Linked DNA regions of Homo sapiens: region 1 is linked to region 2. The links are chromatin loops, found by intact Hi-C in ENCODE. Cell type or tissue: ascending aorta. All regions are shown on one strand. Region 1 overlaps PAPPA2 (pappalysin 2). Region 2 overlaps PAPPA2 (pappalysin 2).

Region 1 (2,500 bases), 190 kb after region 2:
GCTCTCAACTGGCTCTTTTTCTTTTTGTGTAGTTTCCCTTAAATAATGAAGTTAGTTATTAATTCTTTATAAGTATTTAAACATAATTATATAAATATATTATATATATTATATTTTTTGCTGTTTACTAAGCTAAAAATTATTCATTGTTCCACACATGCTGCTGTGAAGTTCACATTCAAGATGAATGTTGAGACTTTGAGGACAGAAAGGCAACTTATTTTCCCATCTTTCTATGGATGCGGATTGGCAGGTTGAATGGGAAGTACAGAAGGAGAGAGAGTAATTAGATGGAATTCTGGATGCTAGCATGTAAAGCTAATCATCTTTTTTTTTATGACCTGGGAGCTGGGCCCATTTTATGACCAAGGAGATGGGGAGTTGGAATGGTGGTACTAAGAGGCATAGGAAGTTGAGTGTGAATACCATTGGTGATGGGTCCAGGAGAACTAGACTATGGTTCTTGAATATCTGTCCACAAAGAATATACTAACTTTTGTCAACTTCTCAGAACTCCCAACTGGAGTCGGTGAGACCTAGGATTTTCTGCACTTCCACACATGCCTGTTCCAAGTGTGGCTGTCAGCCAGTCAACAAGTTTGTACTATGGCCCATTCTCTGATCACCAGGATTACAGGAACTCACACACTCCTCATACTTGGCCTGTAGTCCTACTTCTTGTTAGAAGTCTCCAAGTCTGGCCAGTCACATGACCAAGTGTTGATTTTTCTGGAGGAAAAATTTTATGGAAATGATATAGGGGAAAGGTGGGAGGAGATGAAAGAACAGGCAAGAGCTGTCAGGGTTAAATCCAGGCCCGGGCATGAGAATGGAAGTGATCAGGGAGACTCGGTCCTTGTTCCAAGTCTCCAAAGAAGACCAAAGTGGGTCCCTTGAGCAATGAAGAATCTGAGATAAATTCTCTTCAAGTATCATGTACAAAATCTGTGAGCCAGAGATTTTGACTTGAGCAAGCCATGGAAATGCATGGAGCAAGGGTGACACTCTGTGGGGAGACAGAAGAATTTCAACTATTTAATGTCCATTTTGTTGTTTTTACCCTTTCTTATCCAATAGATGGAATGCACATGAAATGACCATATTAAGCCTCTCTCTATTTACATCCCAGGCTCACTGGGATGTGATCTACTGCAGTTACATTTTCTTGTAACGGTTTCTGGATTAGACCCTAGGGAAAGTGAGTAAGGAGCCAGTTTCTGTTTAACATTCTAGTTTTACTCATTTTAGGAAGGCTGTGAGTGAGGCTTGTCTCCTTTAAAGTTTCTTCTCCAATGGAAACCAAGAACAGACAAAATTTAGAGCTCAGCTGTGGTCTCTTCTCATCTTCTGCTCTTTTGCTTTGACCACAGTTTTTCTACTCTTCCCATCAACACTAGAGCAATGGCTGTGCAAATAGGAATAGGAAATACTACCACAATGATAGAAATATTATCCACACTATCACGTAGGGAAGAACAATATCCTGAAAGAGAATAAAACACGAATAAGGTGATGTACCCACATTAATCTGTGGGTTTGTGGAATGAGGGTTGCAAAGTTATTGGGAAAAGGAAAGAGCAGAGTTCACCCATTCAAAAAAAACCTTTTGTCTACTAATCTCTAGTGTAAAGAAAATGTAGTTCAGATACCATTCATTGTCTTGGGTCATGCTTAGTGCCCCCAAGAAGACAAACATATTTATTCTTGGGATTCTGATAGGCTTCAATATGCAAAGGACAATGGAAAAGTTTAGACACTCTATTTTCAAAATTTTATAAACTTGTTTTATTGGGGAAAATGTCCAAATTGCTAGACACATTCTAAGTTCTGCCTTGGAGAATCCTACTTTGTCTGAGATTGAGGCAGAGGAATTGTTATCCTGGGCATTACTCAGCTCAGGAACATGGAGCCTGTGGTTCATGCCAGTGTGTGTCTTCATGCAGTCTCTCCACAAGAGCAACAGTAAGAACATTTCTGTTTTAAATTTCATTTTAAAATATTTTATTATCTGCAATTCACCACTGCTCTGGGAAAGCAAAAGGAAAGTTCCTGTTGTGTGTGAAGAGCCTCTTAGGCTATAAGGCTTCCCAGCCATAGTCAGCTATAGCTATTCAGAGACAGCAGGTTCTTCCAGTCTTTGTTCCTGGGACCTGATGTTTTGAGCAACTCAGGTCACTGATAAAGTGGAAGGACTAAGACACTGTGGTCACAGATCCCAGCAACATCAACTCACACTCAATCCATGTGGTGGTCCACATTCTGCTACTCTTATCCACCCATGTGGTCATTGAGAGCCTTTCTCAGAGACTCTTCTGTGTGTTTGATTGTGCCCAGGTGGCCCAGGGCTAGCTGGCTCTAACAACTAGCATGACAGCCTCCAATCAGAAAGGCAGGTAAGGGGACAGGGTGAGGAGAATGGGCAGATACTGACAGAAATTAAAGTAAAGGGATTGTGAAAGTAAAGAGCTCTTCCTGATTCTCATCTTCTCTTTTTTCTATT
Region 2 (2,500 bases):
ATATATGACTTTTTTATTTTGAGATGTGTTCCGTCTATGCCTAGTTTGCTCATGGTTTTTATCATGAAGTGATGTTGACTTTTTTCAAATGCTTTTTCTGCATCCATTGTGATATCGAACAGACAACCTGCAGAATGAGAGAAAATATTTGTTAACTATTCATCTGACAGGGAACTAACATCCAGACTCTATAAGAAATTCAAACAACTCAAAAATAAAAGAAACCCCAAATAATCACATTAAAATGGGCAAAGGAAATAAATAGGCATTTTTCAGAAGATATATAAATGGCCAACAAGCGGATTAAAAAATGCTCAATATTTCTTATCATGAGCAAAATGCACATTAAATCCACAATAAGATGCCATCTTACACCAGTCAGAATGGCATCTTCTCACTTATAAGTCAGATAAAAATAATGTGTACACATGGACACAGAGTGTGAAATGATAGACAATGGAGACTTGGAAAAGTGGAAGAGTAGAAAGCGGGTGGATGATAAGAAATTACTTAATGGGTACAGTGTATATTATTTGGGCGATAGGCACATTAAAAGCTCTGACATCACCAGCACACAATATATCCATGTAACAAAATTACACCGGTCCCCATAAATTATACAAATAAAGAAATAAAAAGTAAAAATTTCTGTTCCTTAGAGTTTATCCTCTTTTCTCTTTTGACTCTATATACCTTTTCCTGGGCCAGATTAATGGTTTTGAGAACCTCAGAAAACATCCCTTCCATCACTGTCCCGTGATATATAAATCAAAAGTAAACATTTAATTTTTAAAATAAAGCAAAATTAATATTGTCTGCAGATTTTCAGAATATTTTTTTTTCAGAAATAGATTTCTGAATATATTTTCAATATTGAACTTTCTCTCTCTTTGCTGGTTCCCTGAGCACAGGTCCCAGCAACTTAACATATCATCTTGCATATTGTCAAGTGCTTATTCAATAGTAGCTGACTATATTAATGCTGGAGATGAACTCTAAATGGAAAACAAGGCAGATAATACTTCATTGCTTCCCTCTCCTAGGTTTGCTGATATTGCTCTGCTGTAGAATCCCCTTAAACTACAGAGTCTAGTTATATCTGAAACAGCCAAACTCCAAAGAGCAGTTTATAGGACCTGCTGCCACTGGTAGGCAGCAAAAAACAAAACTACACCCAAAGCCCAACCTCTCTCCTCACTCTGTCTTTGACAACTCTTTGTATGGTGACTAAGGGCAGAGCAGATTCTTGGCAAAAACACTCTATGATGATAAGCTCTCGGGGCCTGGGTAGGAATGGGCAATGTAATTCCACAGGCATTACACCAGGTTTAAAAATAGGAAGCTTTTCCCGGGAAGAGTAGTTATTGTTGGTAACTGGAGCGGACATGATGTGTCTCAGCTAATGGTAAAAACTTGTGAAGTCATCCAGTATTTTAGTCATTCTTTTGTGCTTCTTCTCTCTTCTCTTAAACCTCTTTCCTCAATTGCTTTAGAACATTTTAAAGATTTTCTTCAAATCCTGTTTTCAAGCAAAGCATTCTTTCTGTAATCTCCCTCTCTCTCTCTCTCTTTCACACACACACACACACACCAGAAGTCAGTTATTTTTGACAGCATACATGCACTAAACTGAACTCTAGACTTTCTGTTTTTTTTTGAAATAGAGAAAGTAAACTGGTCTTATAAGAACATTGGTCATTGAAAATTCTTTACACTTTGACTTTAGAGGTGAGGGGGACATACTCATTAATTCAGAGAGGAATTACTGGGCAACTACTAAATCTCAGACCCTGTGCTGAACACTCAAGGCACAATACTGAACAAGCCCAGACAGCATTCCTACTCCCACAGTCTGTGGCTTAATTGGGGAGTCCTCAAGAAGCAGCACTCTGCCAGGCACTCTGGCAGTGAAAGTAAAAGGTGTCACAAAAGTTGTGGACAAAAGCACCAGACCAGGATTTAGGGTATTAGGAAAGCCTTCCCAGAATTGACATCTATACCAAAATCTGTCAGATGAAAAGAAGTTATCCTGGAGATAGGCATGGAAGGGAAGGCAGATGCTATTGGTCCAAAAGCCCAGTGGCCCGGATAAGAGAGAGGGAAACATTCACGAGAGTTAGAAGGAAGTAGAAAGATTGATGCTAGAGAGGTTACTAGCAGCCAGATCCTGAAAGGTCTTGTAAACCATAGTAAGACATTTAGAGTTCCTTAAAGCAGAGAAGGAACATGATTAGATCTGCCATTTTTGAAAGGTTAGTCTTGAGAAAGCGTGGAGTTTGTATTCAAGGAGTGCAAAACACGGAACAGAGAAGCTTACTAGAAGGGTGTGGTTGGATTTAAGAGATATTTATAAATAGAACCAACAGAAATTGACAATTAATTGAATGTGGTGTAGTCAGGAAGAGGAAGAGTCCAAAATAATTTCTCAGTTTTTAAATTGAGTAATTGGACAGCTCAGGCAGTGTGAAACAGAAAGAATAACAAGTTTGGGTGGGAATTT

Evidence for each region. Peaks named below come from ENCODE experiments on the same cell type or tissue, not always from the same donor. Only the 100,000 strongest peaks of a DNase experiment are listed, where the experiment ranks them.
Region 1: it touches region 2 in a loop (7-fold over the local background); 3 of 110 quality-filtered maps call a loop at or near these places.

What each region holds. Positions count from the first base shown.
Region 1 is chr1:176,842,910-176,845,409 of GRCh38, forward strand. PAPPA2 (pappalysin 2) reads left to right here. Exons shown (of 23, transcript NM_020318.3): 23 at 1-2,500. Among named protein-coding and RNA genes, the nearest start is that of MIR488, 190 kb to the right of the region's middle. In ascending aorta, a CTCF peak has its summit at 1,007; a DNase peak (open chromatin) is centred at 642.
Region 2 is chr1:176,655,212-176,657,711 of GRCh38, forward strand. The region is part of intron 3 of PAPPA2 (pappalysin 2); the gene reads left to right. Among named protein-coding and RNA genes, the nearest start is that of PAPPA2, 190 kb to the left of the region's middle. In ascending aorta, a CTCF peak has its summit at 1,125; a DNase peak (open chromatin) is centred at 1,260; H3K27ac peaks cover 1,772 bases.